Linked DNA regions of Mus musculus: all the other regions are linked to region 1. A link is a loop called in an ENCODE intact Hi-C map of the cell type or tissue named here. Cell type or tissue: heart. All regions are shown on one strand.

What was found. Hi-C counts contacts between places; a loop is a spot of excess contacts. Peaks named below come from ENCODE experiments on the same cell type or tissue, not always from the same donor. Only the 100,000 strongest peaks of a DNase experiment are listed, where the experiment ranks them.
Region 2: a loop joins it to region 1, with 8 times the contacts of the local background. A loop is called at or near these places in 2 of 42 quality-filtered maps.
Region 3: a loop joins it to region 1, with 7 times the contacts of the local background. A loop is called at or near these places in 16 of 42 quality-filtered maps.

The regions. Positions count from the first base shown.
Region 1 is chr10:18,051,007-18,059,006 of GRCm38, reverse strand. Reps1 (RalBP1 associated Eps domain containing protein) reads right to left here and starts at 3,067. Exons shown (of 20, transcript NM_009048.2): 1 at 2,892-3,067. The coding sequence starts at 3,044. In heart, a CTCF peak has its summit at 3,561 (motif pointing left); a DNase peak (open chromatin) is centred at 3,456; H3K4me3 peaks cover 2,521 bases; H3K27ac peaks cover 3,214 bases.
Region 2 is chr10:18,524,146-18,532,145 of GRCm38, reverse strand. It overlaps Nhsl1 (NHS-like 1), which reads right to left. Exons shown (of 7, transcript NM_173390.3): 5 at 5,104-8,000; 6 at 4,478-4,610; 7 at 1-878. The coding sequence ends at 173. Among named protein-coding and RNA genes, the nearest start is that of Hebp2, 18 kb to the left of the region's middle. In heart, CTCF peaks have their summits at 2,565 (motif pointing right) and 3,369 (motif pointing right); DNase peaks (open chromatin) are centred at 5,615, 5,905 and 6,625; H3K27ac peaks cover 808 bases.
Region 3 is chr10:17,728,720-17,736,719 of GRCm38, reverse strand. No RefSeq gene overlaps it. Among named protein-coding and RNA genes, the nearest start is that of Cited2, 9.5 kb to the right of the region's middle. In heart, a CTCF peak has its summit at 3,474 (motif pointing left); no DNase peak of the experiment used is centred here.

The DNA.
Region 1 (8,000 bases):
AAGTACTGTCCCACAAGGCACTTCACACAGTAAAGCAGTACGAACCCAGCTGCTCTTCAGAAGGACACCCACCCTTATTTTCCATTCGAGGGCTGTCCCTCTGGTTTGGGTGTGCATTACCCAGCAGCCATGCCAGACCTCTGGAAGAGCCTCCTTCCCCATCCTCTATGCTCACTACATTCAAAGCCAAAACCTTCCCAAGCTTCTCCACTGCTGCCTACTGAATGTATGAAGTCTCCTGCCCCCAGTCTTTAGTAATAGGGCCTCTTCCTAACTGTTTCATTAGCTCCAAACATATTTTAGCTTAGGTAAAATCTTACTATCTACTAGTCCTTGAAAAGGCTCGGATGACTTTGGTCATATTTTTCCTCGGCCTGGAAGCAGATCTCCCCTCCCCATCTCAACGCAGAAGTCCATCTGAACTGTGTCTTTATCTCCTTTGTGCTTGTGAACACAACGTGCCTCTCCCAGGTCCACTTTTCTTTACACCTGAATGGTCCTGTAATTTACAAAGCCCTCAGAGCACCTTGTGCTTCTGTTGAACCTCCAACATCTAGCTCAACAAAGAGAACAAAACTGGGATATGTTTGAATTACCCCCAATGCTTCTCCCTGAGAGCCATGGAATGCTGTTTTCAGAAAATCTCAAACTCTCATAAGAGAAACTAAATCCACATTCCCCTTCAGTCTCACATTTCTATGTCTTAGGCCAAATTTTAAGTAAGCTGCCTTCAAGACTCCAGATTGCTATTCAGTACAGGTTGGCTATTCTTTATCAGCAATGCTTGAAACTGAAGGTTTGTGTACACACAATGAGATATCTTGGGGGTAGGATCCAAGTTTGAAGAGATCTCTTTACATCTCATATGCACAGTAGTCCCACAGTTTGAGAGTCAATTTAAAAGAATGATAATTCTGAACAAGAAAGTTTCATAATATGGAATTTTCCACTTGTGATATTTTGGCCCTCAAAGTTTTCAGGTTAGGAGTACTGCAGATATCCTGGTCAGGGATCGTCAACCTGATCATGTTACTGTGGAAGTCTTGCTTCAGGGATCCTACAATTTCCAACGTGTAATTGAATCCCAAATATTTAAACGACTTAAGCTACCTATGTACAAAGATAATAGAAATTTATTTTCAAATGCCAATACAATTGAGTAAAATATGAAAATAAGTTGGATTCAATTGAACATATCTCAGCTGGAGGTTAATGGACACTAATTTCTATGCCCTAAACATGTAAACACCCTAAAAAAGTCTTGTGTACCATTAGAATGACAAAGTCATTTCCAGTTAACTCTGAACCCCAAAGACATGAGCTAAAATAGAATATGGGGGGCTTCTTGTCCAGAACCTGTAAGTTTTGTACCAAATCCATTAGACACTAGCCCCATATCATTTAACCCATCAGCAAACTATGGGATGTTTTGTGTGAACCCAAGCTAAACCTGGTTTCCTCATCGTAAGAGGGCCATAAAAACAAAAACAGTGAATCCACACAGAATCTGAATTGTTGGGAAAGCCTAAAATTGTCACTATGTTGTCCTCTTCAGCAGCACAGATCTGAGACTTTCTTATCCTTCCCTGGTACCTAAAACACTCACCTTTCCCCACCACACCCCAGGGTTAAGAAAAAATGACAAAATGAAACAAAAGCAAAGTGAGAAAGAATTCACTCCCTAAACCACAGTAGGCACTCGGGTATTGTCTATATTCGAGGTGTGTGTAGAAATTTTTATATCACAAGGGTTTCTGTTAGAAGAAAACTGACTTTCACTCTAAGATGGGCCTCAGAGAACTGGAGGCTGAGGAGGCAGAGTGATGAGATTTCTAAAAGCCTGGAGACTCCTGGCCCAGCCCACACCCACGTCCCAGCACCTGAGCAGTTGAGGGGGCAACAGGACCCTGAGTTCAGGGCTAGTCTGGGATATAAAGCAATAAGCTGTCTCAAAACAAAGTAAAATCAAACCTCTGGCCCAATATTCTGCTTCCACTGCATTATATCCACTTCCATCTCCATGTGTTTGGAGATTTGGATAACTGGCTTGGGATCAATATGAGGATGAAAACTTAAGACGGTTCCTTCCTCCCATACAGTTTAAACAGGCTCTTACTATAGCAGCTATGAATCATTAAGCAGTAGCATTAATGCTCATCACAAATATTAGCACTTCTAAAACAGGCGACAAAGAAGGTTTACCCTTGCTGCTACAGAGTTACGAGTGGCAGAGTTACAGACTGAGGAGACTATCCGCTGTCTGATTCCAGCTGTTCAATAAATCCCAAACCAAACCCACAAGCTCCACTGACTATTCCCGGGAAGGGCACTAGAAGATACTGTCCACCGGCCACCCATTCTACGACCAAGTTCTTTTCACATCTATCTACATGCCAAGTATCAGCCAGAAGTTCAAATTTCTTAGTCTCCCCTAAGAACACAGCTTCCTTAAATTTAAAACAAAACAAAACAACCCCCCCCCTAAAAAAAAAACCCAAACCACCTGCTTCTTGGATACCTTAAGCGTAACAAATCTCACTTCATCGAGTCTGCTCGGCTCGCTCAAAAATCCATATGGCATTTTGCCTGCCTATAGTCGTAACTTTCCTATTGTGCGGGAGTCGAAGAGCTATGTGACTATAGTAGGCATATCCAGCAGACGCTAGGATGCACACACAACCCGAGAGACCCGGGACCTTGCTCTTCCAGTGCACAGGCTGCCGGAGGGATGCAGGCTCCGCAGACCCCCGCCCCCACCCGGACGGCGAGCCCTCCCCCTCCAGGGGTCCCCGCGCACCCCGCTCCCGCACCTGCGGCCTCTGCCCGTCCCCGGGGGAGCCCACTCCCGCTGCCGCTGCCCGGGGCCCGCGCGGCCGGGGACGCGGCGGTACCTGGAGGACCACGTCGTTGGGCAGCTGCGCGGCCCGGAACAGCTCGAGCACTCGCCCGTTGACCACCACCTTCTTGGTGCTCTCGATGTCGCAGTAGGAGAAGAGATCCGAGTAGTATTTCTGCTCGGCGTCGCTCAGCGTCAAGCCTTCCATCTTCGCCTCGGCCCGGCGGCCGCCCCGCCCCGCATGCACCACCCGGGCGCCGGCCCCGCGACCCGGGGCGGCCGGCGGGGTACTGCGCACGGCACGGCCTCCCCGCGGGGCCGCGAGCTCGTGTGGCCCGGGGCAGCCGGCGGCGGTGGCGCGCGGCTGTGCGCGGCCGCAAGCTCGGCGTGGGGAAAAGGAGGCGGCGGCTCCGGGCTCGGCCGCGTCCCTCGGGCTTCCCGCCTCGGCTTCCCCTTCCGCCCACGCGCCCCCCTCCGAGAAGTTGTGGGGCTTCCGAAGTCTAAAGTTTCGGGGGCTCGGGGCTGCGCGTGGCCGCCGCTCCGCCTCCCTCGGCCGCCATTGACTGCGCCCCGGCCCGGCACTGACAGCGGCGGCCGCGCTCCAGACCCGGATGTGAGGCCGGGAGGAGAGAGCGCGAGAGGGAGAGGGAGAGGGAGAGAGAGAGAGAGAAACACCCACCGGGCTGGCTCGGCCGCTCCCGGGAGAGCGGGCCGCAGCGCCCCCTGCTGGCCGGAGCCCCGCGGCACGGCGGGGCGCGGCGAGTGGCCCTGGGCGCCCTCCGCGAGGACCCCAGGCTGGGGGCACTTGGGGACCGACCGGCGTCCCAGCGACGCGGAGGGTTCAGGTCGCACTGCGGGCTGGGGTGCGGCAGCTTCTGGCGTGCAGCATTTCCTAACGGTTTGCACTTAACGAGGATAAGTGCATCGCTTTGCGCCGTCCACTGAAGCAGGGAAGCTTGCTCAGGTGTGGACGCTTAAACCAAGGCTGAACTCGATCTGGTCCCAAGCCGGGTCTTCTGTAAAACCAAGTTTGAAAAAATAGAAATAAAGAAAAAAAAAGTCACCTTTTTTTTTTTTTTTTTTCACCGAGAACCAAATACTGTCGGTTTATGCCATCCACTCGGGAAACCTGTGTAGGCCTTCAGCCAACTCCAGGCCCTCTTGTTGCTCACCATCCCTTCCTTCCTCTGGGGGGTGGGGGGGGGGGAGTCTTAATCTGCATCTGTCTCTGGAGTTCATAGACCCTTAACGAGCCTTTAATCTTTTAAAAGTATTTCTTTCCTGAAACTCTATGAAGTCAGGCTGGACTTGAACTCTTGATCCCCTGCCTTTTCTTTCCTAGTGAAGGGATACCATCACCAGTCAGCCCGCGACCTTGTCAGCATTAAATATGAAGTATTTCAGAAACGGGAGCCAAGGAAGATTACACAGAGGGCTTTTCAAGTTTGGTTTTTATTCTCTGTTACATAGAGCCCATTAAGGGGACATCATTATAAGAATGAGCAGACATAGAGGGCTGGGGATATAGCTCATTTGTTAGAGCACTGTGTGCACAACGCCCTGGGTTCTATTCCCAGCACTGCATAGATCAAGTGTGGTGGTGCTTACCTGTAATCCCAGCCATTTGGGAGGTAGAGGACAGGAGGATCAGAAGTTCAAGGTCATGTTCAGCCTCACAGAACACAGAAGGCCAACCTAGACCCTATCTCAAACAGCCCAGAAAACAGAAAGAAGAACTCTGGCACCAAATGCCTCCTTTGGAGGCTAAATCTAAATGAACGTCTGTGAAGCTCTTTATGTAAGTCTTTATAGATGCCACTTTGTGGCGATATTTTCATGTTACTCTACTTCATATAGTGCTTAGTACGTCTTACAATTCATACTCACAATTGCAGTTTGGGTATGTGTGTGTGTGTGTGTGTGTGTGTGTGTGTGCATTTTTAAAAGATAGGTTCAATGAGGTAGGGACTGATTCCTGCTGTCACTGGTCTCTTTTCCCCTGCCACCTCCCCATGGCCTAGCAGCTCTATCCTGCCCTAAGCCTTTGTTCCTTCTGAAACCTCACACAGACATTTGCACGTTCCTTCTCCTGTTCCGAGGGCTCCGTCTTGGAGAACAGTCCCGCTAACACCTGATCTCCAGCTGTTGTGCTGTGTTTGCTCTTCTTAACCTGAATTCTTTTTCCTTATTGCATGTCTAGCTGATATCCAAATATGAATTTCTGTACATATTCATTTTTCTAAAATTTTATGCTGATTACACCATTGATGACAACAGCCCCGTGAAACGAGCTTGACAAGGGTTTCCTTTTTTGAAAACTTGGGATACTGAGACAAAAATGGTGTTAGCAACTTGTAAGTTTCATGACACTAAATATCTAGATGCAGGGTTCTAAACCTACTCAACTCTAAAACCAGTACCCTTTCTTAAGTCTCCTGAGCCACTAGCTCTCTATTCAGTAGAAGTGTTTCATTTCTTCGTCACCACCCTTCCAAGGCCTGTCACATACAGGTGTACCTCAATCACAAGTGATCAAATGAAGTTTAGTATTGATGGGCTAAGAAAGCATCCCGGGCTCTAACTTCCTAGCTTCAGTAAACTACAGCTCTGTGCCTCTCTTAAAATCTGAAGTCATTGCAAGATCGCATCATGTACAAGCGTTAAGCTCTGAAATGTCCCTCTCAGTTCATAATCTGTCCTTTCCCCCTCCCCTGCCGTTCCATAAATAAACCTGTCCCTTACAGTCCTGAGAGTCTGAAGTTCCAGCACAGTGAGTGGGTTCACAGTTATACTGTGAAGGGCTGGAGAGATGGCTCAGAAGTGAGGAGCATTTGCTGCCCTTGCAGAGGACCCAAACTCCCTTCCCAGCACATATACAGCCTCGCACGGGATCCTTAAAGCCAGCTCCTGGGATCGGATGCTCCCTTCTGGTTTCAGTGCACATGGATGGTGCACATACATTCATGCAGCAGTCAGAAACATTCACATGCATGAACTAAAAAGTCAAAATTATACTTTGAAAGCCAGGTGTGGTGTGTATACATATAATCCCAGGGAAAGGAAGGATTGTGAGTTCAAACCCAGCCTGATCTCCGTAGTGAGAGCCTGTCAGAAACAAATAAACAGACACTTATACTTTGATCATGCTGTCCCAGTGAGCTGCCGGATTTTCTTTTTGAGGATCACAGAGTCTAGGGGCCTTGTGGTCAGACTTAGCCTCCCACCACCATTTCCTTCTTCCATTGTCCTTTCTGTTATCTCTTGCCCATAACTCATGCTAAATTAGCCTCGGCAGGAGCTTTATAGAGTGTTAGGTTCTCCGTCTGTAGCTCTATTGCTCTGTAAAGCTTTCCTAGAGTACAGCAGGCCCTGAAACAGGGTACTTCTCACTGACAACAGGCCCAGATGAGGGCAAAGAATAACTCACACCAGACCAGGAGTGGTGGTACATTCCCAACAGTGGGGAGGGGGCTGAGGCGTGAAGATTGAGAAAGTTTGAGGCCAGCCTGAGCTGCATAGAAAGATCCTGTCTGAAAAAGATTTTTTTTAAGTTAAAAAAGACACTAATGAGGCTGAAGAGATGGCTCCACAGTTAAAAGTCACACACTCTACTCTTGTAAAGGACCTGAGTTTGTGTCCCAGCACCCATGTTGGGCAGTTCACGACCACCTGTAACTCCAGTTCCAGAGGAAACAATACCTTGTTGTTGGTCAGACACAACAATTCCTCATCCACACAGACATACACACACACATGATGTATGTAAATTAAAAATAAATCTTAAAATAAAAACAGCAATAGTACAAATTTCAAAGAAAAGCAACACAGTGCACTCCCCCTGTTTGCTTAGAAGCACCTGAGTAGCCTCAGTTGCTAACAACTACTGCTGTTGAGCCACGGACCCATTTCGAGGAGGTAGGTATCCTGGACAACACTGATCTGTAAGGCACACTGTGATGGGGAGAGAAGGATGAGGGCACCATCAAAATGGAGAAGCCCCTGCTCTCCCTGCCCCCACCATGCATCCCCCAGTGTGCTGGGTGCTTAACTTCTAAGCCTCACAAGGAGGTGAGGCTTTTGTCTGTATCCTTCACTTCACTGACATTTCAAGATATGAAAGGAAAGAAATGCAACTTCTACAACTCACCATGTGACCCCTGTGAAGTCCAGTCTAATTTCTTTCCTGTGCATTTCTAGGCATATCAATTTTTAGTGACATCATCGGAAAGCCATTTTAAACAGATGGTCTATATTATGTCAAAACAGATTTTCAAATGCTGGTTTTGGAGCAAGATCAAACAATTGGTTATTGCTAGAAAATGTTTAGAATCTTTTTTAACTGGGAATCTCTAATCGTTTTTTCCCTAGTATTTCTTTTCAATGAAATATCTGTGCGGGGTCGTGTATGTTTACAAAGAATTTCCCAATGGTTTTAGGAAACAGCGATATTACGTTTCATTCCCACTAGAAACATATATGAAACGACAGTATTTTTCTTAAATCCTCATGAGTAATTATAAAGCCATCTAATGGGCGAATAGTGGTGTCTCACTGCCATTCAAACCTTTTCTAAGGACGATAGGCAGATTTTCATGCATTTCCTGGCCTACAGATTATCTGTTTTGTCTTTGGTGAAAACCAACATTAAAAAAACTTTCCTTTTTATATACTTAACTGTTTTACCTATCTGGTGTGTGTGTCTGTGTGTGTGTGTGTGTGTGTGTGTGTGTGTGTGTGTGTGTACACGCCCACACGTTCGCTTGCTCCAGTAGGGGCCAGAGGAGGGAATCAGATCCCTTGAGTTGTAGTTAGAGGCAGTTACAAGCTGTCAGATGTGGGTGCTGGGAACTGAACTCTGGACCTCTGCGAAAGTAGTATAAACTCTTTTGCTGGTTTTGTTTGCTTGTTTGTTTGTTTGTTCCTTTTTGAGACAGGGTCTCTCTGTGTAGTCCTGGATTGAAGTCACTATATAATCCAGGCAAGTCTTGAACTCTAAGATCTGCCTGCCTCTGGCTCGAGTGTGCTGGGATTAAAAGCCTGTGCCACAACCCCTGGCAAGAGTAGTACACACTCTTATCTGCCAAGCCACCTTTCCAGCCCATTGAACTGTTTGTTTGTTTGTTTTATTGTTTAGTCTTGAAAGTTCTCCTTTTTTTTTTTTTTT
Region 2 (8,000 bases), 470 kb before region 1:
TACTTGCTTTTAAGCCACACGGCGAGTGAGTCCTAAGAGACCCGAAAGGCCGAGACCTCCCCAACACCAATGCTGAGTGGGGTCCCCACAAGCCAGGAAAAGGCCACAGAGACTTCCTAGAGTGATGCACAGCTCACCTTCCTGCCTCACTCATGAGAGGCAGGCTCTGATACTAACTCTTCTGTTCCGTACCCCCACACTGCTCCGAGGGACCGTTGCCCTCAGCCCTTCCTATCCCATCCACAGAGGCAGGCTCCTCGCTACAGAGGAGGCTGGCCTGGTCCATCTCCTGACCCGTCAGTCTGTCCAGAGAGCACACCCTGGTAGCATCCAGGGCCCTGCGTGCTTTGTTGTCCGCTGGCTCAGCAGGTTCTCCCTCTCCCTCGGAGATGACGGTCATGGGGCTGCTCTGGATGCGGTTCCGCATGCTGTACCTGCTGCTGGCCGCAGAGGGTGGCGTCCTGCTGCGGCTGTACCGAGGGCCCGAAAAGGACAGACTCCGAGGCATCAGGCCTTCGTTCTTGGCCCACTCTTCCTGAGCTCTCCTGTTCTTGTTGGGGGAGCAGCTGGATGGGCTGTCCGGGCTGTCTGCCGAAGGCTCCGACCTAGATCTCTGGAAGCGAGGGTCCGTAGACTTGAGCATCTCAGCCGCTGACATGCGAGCGCTGGTGTCCGAGCGACTCCCCTTCTTTAGCAGCAGAGCTTTGAAGTTGTCACTGCTGGTAGTGCTCTTTTTTATGCTTCTCTGGATAGACCCTACTTGCTTTGGAGAGGCCAGGTTAGGGGCAGCACTCGTGGGTGTCACAGGCGGGGAGGGAGAGTGATTTCGAGTGTGATCGTCTTCTGAGTCTTTCCGGCCAAGGACTTTCCTTTTAGATCTGAAATAAAACAAAATTAAAATAACAGTCAGTCCTTGGCAACCTTGCTGTCATCTTCCTGTGACCACTTCCTGAACACACACACACACACACACACACACACACACCATCATTAAAGACGAGCCCAAGAGCTTCTCTGATATTATTTACTTCTAAAGACAGAGCACTAGATTCCCCATGACAGCAGAATGTGGCCAAAAGTATTTTTCTTCAACTGTCCTACTCAAAGTTCAACAAGAGAAATGAATGACTACCTTCCAGAGCAACTCTGCTCCTCTCGGTCTTTTAGGTATTTCAGCCAAGGACCACAAGCCTGTGGTAAAATGTTTTGATTGTGCTCAGGCACAAAAAGGCACAGCGATGCTCTGTAACATTTAGGGCATTTAATTGTAGATATAGAACTAAAAGAGGGGGTTGAAGAGATAGCTCAGTAGTTAAGAGCACCAACTGCTCTTCTGAAGGTCCTGAGTTCAAATCCCAGCAACTACATGGTGGCTCACAACCATCCATAACGAGATCAGACACTCTCTTCTGGATTTTCTGAAGACAGCTACAGTGTACTTACATATAATAAATTAATAAATCTTAAAAAAAAAGAACTAAAAGAAATGGCAAGTTAAAAAAACATACACACAAAACAAAAGGAAAACAAAACTGGTATTCTCAGGGGGCAGTTGCTGCTTACAAAATAAACTAAATTTGAACTTCTGATATCTCTGCATGTAGTCTCTCTCTCTCTCTCTCTGTGTATGTGTGTGTGTTTCTAAAGATGGCATTTAAATAGTTAACAATGGCTTAAAGTCTAATCACTTCAATAAATATAAAAATTTCACACCTCAACTGGTGTTCTACACTTTCCATCTGGCTTTAAATCTGAAGAGAATTAATTTGCATTATTTTAGAACTCCGAAAGCTACGCTTCAGTTTGGATCGTCTGTATTTTACATCACGAGTGCCAGTGCTGCAGGTAAGGATCCAGAATTCAGATGGACTCTGATTACATCTGCTAAGTCAGTATTGATGCCACAACAGAAATTAGCATGTATCTGAGCTTTTTCTTTTCAATCCATTCCTAAGGCTACTTGGCCTCTAATTTTCCCATGTGTACAGAGAGTAATAGACTGAATGATTTCTGTATCTGTAAGAGATGGCATTGTCTCTCTAGCAGAAACCACACATTCTTTAATGCCTTCTGAAGGTTGCCAAAATAAAATATAGAAGAGCCCTTTGGTGTATTTTTAGACAAAAATTTGCAGTAACCATGGCTTTGCAACAGTTGGGTTCCCTTACAACAGAGTATTTAGTACACACAGCAACTTGGCAACACACTTCTCTGTGGCTTGTGATTATAAATACAGATTCCTGTATATTTAGAAACTTGGTGCATTCCATGCTAAATGAAAGACATTAAAGTCTCAAAAGAATTTCAGGACAGTTAAGTTCCAATTAGTTTCATTTAATTCAGAAACTATTTATTGAGTGTTTATAATGTGTCCAGCACAGCTACAGTTAGGAACATCGGTGTAAATCTCTACAATGTGACTTTATTTGCTTGTTTTCAAAAGACCCATTTCTCACTTCCTTGTTTTAAGAAAGAACCAGATAGCTAGCTCTCTTTTTCTTTTTTTAAAGATATTTATTTATCTATCTATCTATCGATCTGTCTATTTATTTATCTTATATGAGTGCACTGTAGCTGTCTTTAGACACACCAGAAGAGGGCATCAGATCCCTCTGTTGTGAGACACCACGTGGTTGCTGGGAATTGAACTCAGAACCTCTGGAAGAGCAGTCAGTGCTCCTAACCACTGAGCCATCTCTCCAGCCCCACTCTTTCTGTTTCTAATGAGATCAAAGAAACCAGTGAGGCAACAGGTTTGGACTTTTGGGCCTTTTAGACCAATACTGCAGGCAACAGGTCAAACAAAGCCAAGAGGAGAGAAACCTGCACACCATTGTCTGTCAACTCAATGTCTAACGCCCATTCCAGCGTGGTTTGCCCCACATTAGATGTTCCTGTGTTGCACATAGTTAGGTGAGGATGGGGGTTTCTTCTACCACACTCAACGGCCTTTTCACTTAAACTCAGACGCACCAGAATTTGAGAGCTGGCTAACATGGATTACTTATTCAGGGAATCCAATGATTTATAGAGTACGTGGTCTCAGAAGGGAAATGAAGGACAGTCACTTGAGTCAAAACAAAGTCTTAATGGCAGAGAAATATTCGCAGGCGTTATCTGAAAGCCTGGTAGTAAGGATTTGTAAGCAGCTAGGGGTTCCCTTACACAACACTGGTTCTTAAAGTACTTGCACACATCTGAATCTTATCATTTTCTACTATATTGCCTCTGTGGGGTAGGGGTGCACTCATCTGGATACGGCCAAGCAATGTAATAAGCAAAGCTGAATTACTAAATCAGTTAAACTCTAAGGTAATCAACCATCAGTTGTTACCAGGTAACAAGCAGTTCCCTTTGACAAAGTAACTGGTCTTTTTAAAGCCAGCAGATGGCGCTAGAGGTATACAGCAACAAATTTAAAGATTTTTCCCCTACCCCACCCCACCCCCGCTTTTTTTTTTCCTCCTGCCAAAGAAAAATTATTCCTTGGGAGACACTGGATGGCTCAGCCTTGCATCCTTACCAGCAAAGCTCTGGGATATAGAAGTAGTGGGTGAAAAGACGGTTAGAGCCAGACGCCAGAGGTGGTAGCCAACTTCAGGGGAAATAGCATTTTCCTGGACATGGTGGGATAGACATAGGAATGAACGCACAGCCTATAAAAGACCTGAATAAGCGCAAGCTAGATAAAATCCCAGCAGAAAGGAGCAAAGTGAGGGCAGAGTCCCAGCCCTCAGCAAGAAGCTACTCACAAATGATAACTACTGGGAGAGGAAAAGTCAGTTTTTTTCAAGGGAGTGCTACTGGGTATTTCAAATCACTTTCCAGGGAAGCAGCTAGGTGAGCCGGCCAACACAGATTGTATTCCATGGTTTCTAGTGGCTTTTAATTTTCATTTGAGAGAGAGAGACAGAGAGAGACAGAGAGACAGAGAGAGAGAGAGCGCAAGCATAAAGTTGGATAGGAGTAGATCTGAGAAGAGTCGGGGGACAAGAAACAGAAAGGAAACAAAGTCTTGAAGGAGGCAACAAAAAGCACTATGAAATCATGGCTTTTCTAAACAGACAACAAAAAAGTAACAATAAATAAATCAACTGAAGCACCCTTAGGAAGGTGGCTCTGTAGAGCTAGTCTATGTACAGTAAGTCACAGAACTCAGCATTCCTCACCCCAGACCGGTTCCAAATCTTGTAAACACTCAGTCACATGACTGGCACACTAGGTGCCTTGCCAGCCACAGCTGCGTCTACCAGAAGGTATCACATTCTGCCCTCGATGTCAGCACAGAATCAATGGAACAAAGTAAAACAGAAATCAAACTTTAAAAAGTAATTAATGTATAAGAACGACACTTTAAACTGAGTACTGTTAAACGAACCGTGGCTAGCCAACAGACAAAACCTCATGCAAACAGAGGAGCCCGTCCAGAAAGAAGAAATTATAAAGTATATTAAAATATGACAAAAGTTTGGGATACCTGTGAATGGCTGCAAACAGGTCTTCTGTTGTCCTGGGTTTAGTCGGAGTCAGCACCTCATCGCTTCCCTCTTCCTTAGATACATCCACGGGGTCTGAAGAGGAAGCAGCTGTGTTGGGTTCCAGCAAGCCAGCTAGAGAGAAGAAAGGCAGGCAAACATTAGACGCTGTGACTAGCACTTCAGTCCCTTGCCCGGCTCTGAAATATGCCACTTTGCTGCCATTTCCGACAGTGTGAGAACCATGGCGAAGCCCCGTGGCTCTGTAGTTTGAGTTCTTCCTGAGGTAGAAATGATACTCGCTAGCCTGACAGCCAGGGCTATTTCCTGCTACAGACTTTGGACTAAATTGCTCTTAAATTTGTTTAAGAGCGTTTCTCCTGCTACTGAATACCCAGCCTGCCTCAGACCTCCCAGCACCTCCACCCCCACCCCTCTCTTTCCCTCTCTTCTCTTAGTTTTTAAAATGCTCACAAAGCAGCTTGGGTAATGAGGTGTAAGAAGCCCACACACTGCCGGCTTTTGCCGAAGTCTAGGCTGCTTCACCTGGTTGCAAAAGAGCTCAGTAGCCCTATTTGGCTCATCTCCAGAAGATCAGAAGAGTGCAGTAGAAAGCAGCCGGCCTTACCTTCTCTGCCCTGTTGAGACAGGCAGCTCTTCGCATTTCTCTCACCATCCACACTGTTCTCGCCTGACTCTTCCTGTGTGGGGCCCGGTGATGTATTAGGTTGGACCATGGGGACATTGGCTTCCACAATGCTAGAGGATAAGGACCCTGCAGTTCCCGGTTCTAGAGCCGGACTGCCGGGGGTGGGGGCCGTAGCATGAGAGCCAGCTCGGGATGCTGGGCTGGATTTCTCCTCTTGGCTCCGCACAGCTTCCCCCTCTGCCCTGGTAGGGCTGGGCACGCCTGGGAAAGCTTCGCTCCCGTTCTCTGTGGGCTCCGCTGTGAAATCTCTCTGCGGAGGTGGTACCACCAGGAACAGTTTGGGCTTCTTAGAGATGGGGGGTGGCTTCCTGCTGGGTGAAGAGTCTGGGAGCAGAGTGGTCCTGAGGCTGGGACCCGGGCCTGGAGCTCCATCGCTGCAGCTCGGAAGGCCGCCACGCTCTACTGCACTGTCATGGTCACCCTGACTCTGGCTCTTGGCAGGCATCGGAAGCGAGCTCGTCACAGAGGCAGCCTGGCTTTCACTCTCCATTTCATTTATGCTATTTCGGGATTTGAGGAAAGCAGATGGCTTTAAGTGATACTGTGGAGCAGTCGGAGTTCGTTGTTCCTGAGCTGATGGTTCAGAAAACAGGACTGCCCCGGCACCTGAGTTCTTCCTCACTGGCCTCAACTGCACCATCTGCAAAGCTTCTGTGGTGATCAGGGGCATGGGGGGTCGGCAGCCCTCCTCCTTGTTGGCAGGCCGCCTGAGGGCCTCCCTAGAGGATTCGGACTGGCTAGAGTTTTTGAAAAAGGGCCTGTTTTCTTTCATGAGTTTGGGGTCCAGAGGCGGAGCGGGCGGGGGTTCTGATGAGGGCAAGAAAGGTGGAGGTGCTGGCACAGGAGGCAAGGATCTTGGAAGAGAGGGGCTAACTGCTGTGGGAGAAGGAGAAAGGCACCCGTCGGTGGGGGAGCAGAAGGGAACAAGGGCTTCTGGTGGTGGAGGGGGGAACATGGGAGAGGGCGGCAGAGGAGAGCCCTCGGAGCAATCTGCTAGAGGAGGAGGTGGTGGAAGAAAAGGGGACTTGTCTGCCAGACACGGAGAAGGCAGAGGGGGAAGAGGAGGAGGGGGAGGGGCAAGGGCCGAGGCCAGGGTTGTATCCAGTTTCTTCATGGTCCCACTTCCTTCGGTAGAAGTATTAGAAGAGAGAGAAGTGGACGATGATGAGATGGACATAGAAGAGATCAGAGACGATTTTCTTTCTGGTACCTTGGGCTTGGCCTTCCCCTTTCCATTTGCTGGTGACATTGATTTTAAAAACACAGGCACAGGGGTGAGTGCTGTGGGTGTATTCGACTGGCTAGAATACCCACTGGATGGAGAGGTGACTCTCTGTGACTTCTCTGGTGAGGCGATCTTTGGTCTAACTGAGCAGCCCGGCACTTGGGGCACTGGGACTCTCGACCCCTCCTGGATGTGGCGTACTGGCCCGTTTCCAGTTGCTGCCTCAGTGTTGGCTGAGCAGCCCCCGGTGGGGTTCCCTGGATCTTCCTGCAAGCTCGTGTAGTCAATGTAGTAACCCCAAGGGTCCGTGTATTCCGACTTGACGCTACTTGTGTCGCTCTGGGACGGAGTGACCCCACACAGAGAATACACGTTGGGAGTGGTGGTGGAGGTCAAGCTACTACCCTCGCTAACAATGCTCTGGCTTCTGGACCTGGGGAGCCAGGGTTCCTCAAAGTCACTGCAGGGGCTCTGGGAAGGGGAGCTGCCGCCCTTGCCAGGGAGGCTTAGCTGCAGTGAATGCTGGAGCGAGGCGATCAGGCTCTCATTGAGCACCTGACCGTTTGTCTGGTTGTTCTTTTTGGGAATCCTTCGCAGAGAATCGGTCCGGGATGGTGGCAGGGGTGGTTTCTTTGCTTTCTTCAGAGAGATGTTTCTCGAAAGGATTTTATCCTGGTGAGCGGCCTGATCCCCTTGGCTTCTCTGAGCCCTTCCATCAAAAACATTGACCATGCTGTGCCTGGGGTTCCCCAAGCCATCACTGAGAGTGTACAGGTTCCCAGCCTCGTGAGTGGTAGTATAGTAACCATCATGGTCCTCTGAACACAGGGACCTGGTATCACCCTTGAGAGATGTTTGGTCCAAACTGCAGCTGCTCACGTTACTTGTGGGAGTAGAGCAACCAGGAGTGGCCAGGTGTGGCTTCAGTGGGGATGCCCGCCCATTGCTGGAGGTTTTATATTCCCAGGGCTCAGAACTGCCACATCCCCTGTCCCCCGAATAACTACACTCGCTCTTGCCATCCACATCTGAAGGGTGGTCAGGAAAGCTTGGGTTGTTTCTACAATGATAGAGTATGGCTTGGGATCCATTTTCCCTGTTTGCTGGGGCATTTAGAGAGACCTCTGAATCATGGAGGGATAACAGCGTGGTGGCACCAGGGACAGAGGAGGCTAAAGCCCGTGAATGAATGAGATGACCCTCGTTCCAGTGATGACGGGGGGACTGATGGTCATCTTTCACAGAACATCTGGGTGTGGGACGGTCTCTGGGTTTTATTTTTGAATATGAAGATGAACCGGGTGTTCTACTGTCCAGCTGTCCTGCACTCTGAGCAGTGTGAATGACAATAACCTCTGAAGAGGACAGTAGCGTGGCATTTGGGATGACACTGGTAGAGTAGGCTGCATGAGGTGAAACCACACATGCTGGACTCTCCAAAAACCTCAACTGCTGGGATTTGGGCCTCGAAAGCATCCCAGTACTCGACGCACCTCCTAAATGCGCAAAGTTTTCATGCCCCTGTAAGCTACCCCCCTGGTAGGGAGAAGTGTCATCCGTATCTTCAGTAGAGCCCAGGGCACCCATCCTT
Region 3 (8,000 bases), 320 kb after region 1:
CTATTTTAAAAATAGCTCTTATTCAGTTTTGGGTTTTAAAATAAAGGAATCTATGCTTTCAAGCCAAACTTTCAGAAAGAGATTGTCTACTGTTGACTGTTCTGTTGTAGGTAGGTTAAGATAACCCTGCCCCAGAGCTTGTTTCAGAAATGGGTGTGGCACCTGATACAGGGAGGGATGGTTCCGCTTACAAAAGCTCTTCTCTGGCTCACGTCATGGAAGGTTGGCTAACTGTACCCACCACTAGCTGAAGTTTGGGTCAACACTGAGGAGAGCCCTATAGAGAGGTGATTAAAATCATCGGTGATCCTGCCAACATCATTAAGTTAGGAATTAACCAATCAATGGCAGCCCTTTCATTGACTAAGAATAGATAACAGAGTGAGTATAAACAGAATCAGAGTAATCATAAATTACAGCTAAAAATTTCTATCATGGGGGTGAATTACAAAGTCGAAGAAGTTCTGTGTAACGTATGGGTAATAAAGGTATTTTTAATTCCAGTAGTGTTGTGAAGGAGGAAATTATGGGAGAAGCCTTCTCAGAGTAAATCTTTGGTGAAGGGTTCTTCGACTATGGGGTTGAGGGTGGGCCATGCCTATTGGGCAGAGGAAACGGTGTCTAATCAAAGCAGCGTTCTGAAACAGAGTTCCAAGGCCACTCGTATTAGTAAAGAAAGTTCTACGGGTGCCTCACAAGGTCTGTGGTTCGAATGGGGACTGAAATAGATGGAGCTTTGTGAAATACAGATGCCTCTCCTCTGTCTCCCTTCTCTCCCAATGTTTAGAGTATGAACCTTTAGTTTGGCTTTGATCTGGTCATAGTGCCATGGTCTGTTGACATCAGCCAACCGGTTCCTCTGCTCTTCAGTAAGAGTCCGTGCTCCCAGCTCAAATACAGTTTCTTTAGATCATTTCTCTCTCCTACAACTTTCTTGGTCTGTCACGGACTACCTTCCATTCTTAAGTCCTGCGAGGCGCTGGTTCGGGGTGCAGCCTGCTCACTCTCTCTACTGTGGTATGAGCATGGCTAATCAGATCCATTTCATTGGCCTGAGCTAAAGGACCACATTTTTTTCTTACCTTCTCACCTTCTGACGTATGTGGTCAGTATCTGTTCAGACCACATTTAGGGAGAAATGAGGAATTTCTGAACAAAGACAGCAGGGATGCCATAGAGAGAATAAAAATGCAGCATGGGGGAAAATCATTGATTCTTAGTCAATGATTTCAATTATTAAAAAAGTCAATTTAACAGTAAATATTTACCAAGCATCTACCATGTGTGTCTTAGTCAGGGTTTCTATTCCTGCACAAACATCATGACCAAGAAGCAAGTTGGGGAGGAAAGGGTTTATTCGGCTTACACTTCCATATTGCTGTTCATCACCAAGGAAGTCAGGACTGGAACTCAAGCAGGTCAGGAAGCAGGAGCTGATGCAGAGGCCATGGAGGGATGTTCTTTACTGGCTTGCCTCACCTGGCTTGCTCAGCCTGCTTTCTTATAGAACCAAGACCACCAGCCCAGAGATGGTCCCACCCACAAGGGGCCTTTCCCCCTTGATCACTAATTGAGAAAATGCCTTACAGTTGGATCTCATGGAGGCATTTCCTCAACTGAAGCTCCTTTCTCTGTGATAACTCCAGCTGTGTCAAGTTGACACAAAACTAGCCAGTACAATGTGTTAGCTTTCTCTAGGCTGATGTGCAATGAACAAAACCAAAGAGGCCTGCTCTCATAGAGCTTGTATGTCGAATTAAGGACAGTAACCCAAAACACATTCTAATTGGAAAATTTATTTTAAGAGAAACCATGGAGAGCGTTGCTCCTGGCATTTACCAACTGATTCTTCAAACTATGGTTTTTGCCATGCTCGCCAATTCTGTGGATTATAAATGGGGAGGAAGTAAAGATTCACACTTCTCTCTGCCACATGATGTCTGAGCTGGGAAGGCGCAGCGTTGGAGGCTAATTCAGTAGCTGAGACGGGAAGTGCTGGCAGTCATCTTCATTCACGTATGAAGGCTCACACAGGTCACCGACTGGGAACCTCCGTGGGTGTTGGTGGCAGGAGCAACTCCACGTGGCCTTTCCATGTAACCTGACTTCCTCACAGCCTGACAGCCTCAAGGTAGTGGGACTTCCACTGAAGCTCAGGGCTCTAAAGGCGTGTGTCCTTAGAGAAGCTGAAGGGAACTGTGCGGTCTCTTCTGAGTGGGCCTGGCAAGTCACGTGGTAGAAAACTCAAGAGAGTGAAACCCCAAGTCTGTGGAAGCCATATGTAATGGTTTGTATATTCTTGGACCAGGGAGTGGCACCATCTGAAGGTGTGGCCTTGTTGGAATAGGTGTGACCTGGTTGGAATGGGTGTGTCACTGTAGGTGTGGGTATAAGATCCTCACCCTAGTTGCCTGGAAGTCAGTCTTCCACTAGCAGCCTTTGGATGAAGACATAGAACTCTCAGCTCCTCCTGCGCCATGCCTGCCTGGATACTGCCATGCTCCCACCTTGATGATAATGGACTGAACCTCTGAACCTGTAAGCCAGCCCCAATTAAATGTTGTTTTTTATAAGACTTGCCTTGGTCATGGTGTCTGTTCACAGCAGTAAAACCCTAGCTAAGACACCATATCATGCCATCATCTGATGAGATGAATGCCAAATGATTTGTCAACACACACACACACACACACACACACACACACGCACGCACACCAAGGACCAAGGGGCAAACTGGAGTAAGGTTGAAGAGCTTTAAGTTCCATGGGGGAAAAGAAAGTAGTGTCCAGGATCTGTTCACTTGCAGGACGAAGTCTGACCAAGGTCTCTTGAATCTTGGGGAGGAGCACTCGATTTAGGCAGAGGGACAACAGATGAAAATCACCGAACCTTGAGTAATGGAGGAACTGGCTGGTGGTGAAACGGGAATCAATATCCATATCTAAGACCTAGCAGAGGAGCAAAACTGACCTTGGAGCTGGCTGGCTTGCAGGATGAGAGAAGAAACAGGTGTGATTTTAGGACCAGACAAAGGTAGAGGGAGGCACAAACGCTTTCCAATACTTATTTTTGGACTAATACACTAAGTCCTGCCATTCAAACTTTCTTCCTGTTCAGTCAGTCTTTCTTAAGATAAAAATGTTCCTAGCAGGGCATCAAATTGAGCCACTGGCGCTTGAGTGAAAGGAAGTCAGGAAGAGAATATTTCAAAAAGGAAGAAGCCCCTAGGAAAAGGCCACCTTCAGTGAATTCTAATTTTGGTGGACTGTAGCGAGAAGTGATGGTGGGGAAGGGTGTGTGCAGGCATCTTTGACTTGGTTCTGTTTTGAAGTTTATGGTAGGTCATACCGAATTTGTTATGGTTCACTAAAAACAAATCGGGTGGAGATACATTCTTGAAGCAAGTGTCAATCTAGTCTTGGTAGCTGCTCAGAAGGAAGTGCTAATAAAATTGATAGGACCTTAGCGCCACCTGGTGGCCAGTTAGTGAAATGCTTCCATGTACTAGAAGCATCACTTTAGCATGTAAAATCAAGAGTCATTTCCTGGATAGTTACACACATGATGCACAGTTCCTTTTGTGTAACTAGTTTTAACATATCAGTCTGTCATCTATCCAAGTAACTGAGGCTATATGGAGGCCTATGTTGGTGGGAAGTTGGATAAGAGAAACTAGACAAACAGATATAGACTGTTAGCTCTTTCCTGCTTAAAACTCACAGTTTTGCTTTGCTTCTTCTGAGTTAGCTTCAATTATAGAATTTTCTTTCTGAGGAATTAAATAACAATAAAAGTGATGGTGATGATAATCGTGGATCAGGGGGAGTTGTTTGAAGAAGTCAGAGCCCCACTATTGATTGAATGCCTTTTATTTCTAAGTCCCGAGTAACCAAATTATTAATATGTAAGGGAGTATGTGAGGCAGAACTTGAAATGAAGAGTTGGTTAAAAATTGTAGCACACATAATTGGAACTACTGTACTGGCAATGGCTGTCTCGTAGTCACTTAAAACATTAAAAGTGTTGTGCACAAGAAATCCTTCATGGCTGGTAAGGTTTGGATATTTGTTTGAAGGCCAGTAAATCTCAGCAGACGACAACAACAGTATAATGTTATTATGACAATGTAGGGAACGTTTACAGAGATGACTTCAGCGCTCAGAGCATCAGCCCAGCTGAATCAAGTCCGTGGCCCATCGCCAGGCTCCCATTTACCTTGGAAACAGAAAAGCAAGAAACGCTGTAACAGGGTTTGAAGCAGCACCTCGTAGTCCATCTTTCCACAGGAAGAAAAACGATAGGAGTAGGCCAATGCTTCTTTCATGAGAATTTGGATACACGTTATATTAATTAAACATCTTCATTTCACTGATGGAGAAACTTAAGCCAGCAGTGATTAAATTACACCGCTATTTAGTTGCAGAGTAAGGCCCATGTTTTTTAATCCTGGTCTACTATTCATTTCACTACAACTATTAATAGAAGAACCCTTCATGTGGCAGAAGAGAGCAAGAGAGCCAGTGGGCCACCCTTATAGCAGACAGTGTGGGTATGTCCAAGAAGATCATGTAAGTGTAAACTGACGGAATGCTACATCTCCACTAGTTTTCTTTTCCAAGACAAGGAGTCTCTGTGTAGTCCTGGCTGTCCTGGGCCTACCTCTGAAGACCAGGCTGGCCTCAAATTTATAGAGATCTGCCTGCCTCTACTACCAAGTGCTGGGATTAATGGTGTGGCCATTTCTTGTGTCTTGAGAGATTCATTTTCTTACACAATATCATTCTGAGAATTATAATCAATACTCAGGTATAATTGTTATCAGCCACTGGGGCAAGTTACAAAGTGGTCATTTTTTTTCTCAACCTGGGAGAACTTAACCACAAACATTTTTATTCATCGGGTTCTAGAATTGGCAAACCCCAGACATTAGCTTAATTTGGAAAGGGGGCCGCATTCAGCAACATGGAATTCAGTAAAAAGGGAAACAAAATTACAACCTATTGTACTTCGCTTTGATCGTACTTGAAGTTCTAGCAAGGTTAAAACTGTGAAACAAGGTTTACACTAGACAGTCCGTGTTCTTTCAGAGTCACATGTACCTTGCAGAATAGTTTGACTGGGTCTGGAAACGTGTACAGCCATATCTTGAGACTCCTAAAAGGTCAAATGTGTAATCGAATGGGCAGACACATCTGTAGTTGTTTTATAGCCGTGCGCTTTATAGCTGAGGACCATGTAAAGCAGGGGTCCTCACCCTTTCTAATAATGGGACCTCTTCATACAGTTCCTCATGTTGTGGTCATTCCCAACCTTAATATGATTTTGTTGTTCCTTCCTAACTTTAATTTTGCTAGTATTCTGAACCGTAATGTAAATATCTGCGTTTTCTAAGGGTTTTCTTAGGAGATTCCCGTGAAAGGGTTGAAACTCACGGGTTGAGAACGGCTAATATAGAGCTTTTTCTCCTGTGCAGTCGGTGCCATCTTAAGACGTCTTGGCTTATCTCAAGAGTGCTGTGTAAGCACCATCTCCAAGTCCCACCGCAGCCTCCCACGCCCTGGAGCAAATCGCTTCTTTTCTGAATGCCACATTCTTAACTTACGTTGGGATGATACGGGTTTTGCGGGACCGCTGTATTAGAGAAGTGTGCACGCGTGAGGCGCCTTCTTCCAATTTCTGAAGCACAGTACGCACTCAACTGAGCCAGCCACAAGAAACTCAGTGTCAAGGACGAGATCGGTTATGATTGTTCTCTCTGATTCAGTCCTATGAAGCCTAAAGAGCGTTCTTTTTGCCCTCTTAAAGCCCACATCCCACTGCCCGAGTAAAATCTGAAAAACAAACAAACAAACAAACAAACAAACAAAACCAAAAACCACCCCCCCAAAAAAAACACAATGGAGACTTCCCTTTATTTTGTTTTACTAACCTATTTATTTAAATATTTTTCATAACCCGTGTGGAATTCTTTTTCATGTTACTGCTTTTTTCTTTCTTTCTTTCATGACTTACCCCTTAGAGGGGTTCTAAGAACCGATCCCTGTCAACACAGGGATCTCAGAACCTCAGGATGGTTATCTTAGGCACTGGAGAGGCAGCGCAGTCACATGGAGAGAGAACCCTGGAAGGGACGTCTCAGTCAACCTTTGTCACAGAGCTTTGCAAAATAACTACAGCAGGGCGGTGCTTGCCTGGCAGCCTAAAGGTTTGGCTTCACAGCTTAATCCTGTGTGCATTGGGGTAGGGTGGGGGGGGGGGTTGCAAACCAAGTCCAAAACTACACGTTGCAAGAAATAGCAATACCAATGAATGGATAGAAATACTCTTTGTGGACAACTAATGTTTTGGTTTTTTTCCAGACAGGGTTTCTCTGTGTAGTTTTGACTGTCTTAGAACTTGATAGATTTGGTCCCAGGCAACCTAAACAGTGTGATTCTTGCCGTCTTAAAAATCGGTGTCCCATCATCCAAGAAAACTTTGAGAAAGTCTTGTAGACTAGGCTGGCTCCAAACTCAGAGATCTTCCTGCTTCTGTCTCTCAGGTTTGGGGATTAAAGGTGCCAGCCGCCAGGTCCATAGCAGACACAATGAGAGGGGGCTCAAGTAGCCATGACCCACCCACTTGGCTGTGACTGTCCTTCATGCGTTCATCTACATCTTGTAGTTAGCTTCTTTATTATTAACATTATTGTTATTTTATATTAGCTTGAGTTTCCCCTCAGCCTACATTTTATTTTCTACACAGCTTTCCAGGCCAAGAGAGGGTTCCTTAAGCCTTCTGTGTCTGTAACCGGTGATGGTACCAGCTAACGTTACCTGGCTGCTGCCTCCGGAGACACAGACTCCCTCCCGGCTTAGTTCTGCAACCCCGTGTCACCAACTAATTATTCTACAGTGAAGGGAAGAGAGGGAAGGCTTTTAGTGATGAGCATGCCTGGGGTACTCTGGAAAAATGCCAAGAAACCTGTGACTCAAGATATTCAACCTTCACCCCATGATGGACAGCGGCTTCGCTAATCGCTCAGATCAGGTCAGCCTAAACCAACAGTACCAACAGGAAGCAGCAGGACCCATCACTCATCTGTGATCTGCCATGGGCCGTTCACAGGTCCTGGGCTAGCCAAGCAGAATTCTCTGGAAGCACACCATTACCCAGGCTTCTGACATTTCTGGGTTGCTTTTAACATTTGTGCTTATCTTGGGGAGGGGGGGACCTGATTAGGATCAATGCACTCAAAAGGCACTGTTTATTTATAGAAGTGTGGAAGGAAGGAGGCCTGATAGGATCTCCTTCTCTAGGTTCACACAGCCCCCTAGTTTTCTTAGCTTATTTCAAGCCTATAAACAGCTAAACATAATAGAAATTCAAACCCAAGGCACCTGAACTATTTAAAGCCCCTTATTTAGCAAAACTTAGCATTCCCACCCTTTGAAGAGAAATTTCTTTCTTTCTGGCATCTTAATAGTCCCCCCCCCCAAAATATAGGTGGGTCTCATGTGCTGTAAAGCAAGCTAAATTATTTATCGGCAGCTTACTGCTTGAGGAAAATGTTCTAATATTTCCCTTTCCAATAAGTGGCTATCAGTAAAAAAAAAAAAAATCATTTCTGTTCTTGCTGCATAAAAAAAAAAATAGGTCAAGTAATTTAAGCCAGTCCACTGCAATTAAAATTCAGACACTGCCATTGTCCCTTCTGTTTAAGGGGGGGGGGGGGAAGACAAACACAACACGTGCGAATAGGGTTTCATTGGCTCAGGCCTTTGATGTGCTGTTTGGTGTTCTCTTGCTGAGGTTTGCCTCAGCCTGTCTGGGAACGTAGATTTTGCCGATAGTGGTATAACACTGAGCTGGTAAATACCATCTCTGAAGCTACAGGAAATAGTCCCTTTATGCAAGCAAAAACAAAACATAACAGAAAAAAAAAATGGCCAGTGGCTGCTAGCCTACATTCTCCAAGTTCTCCATTTATTCTTTTGGAGACAATGTTATCTGCCAGGTTT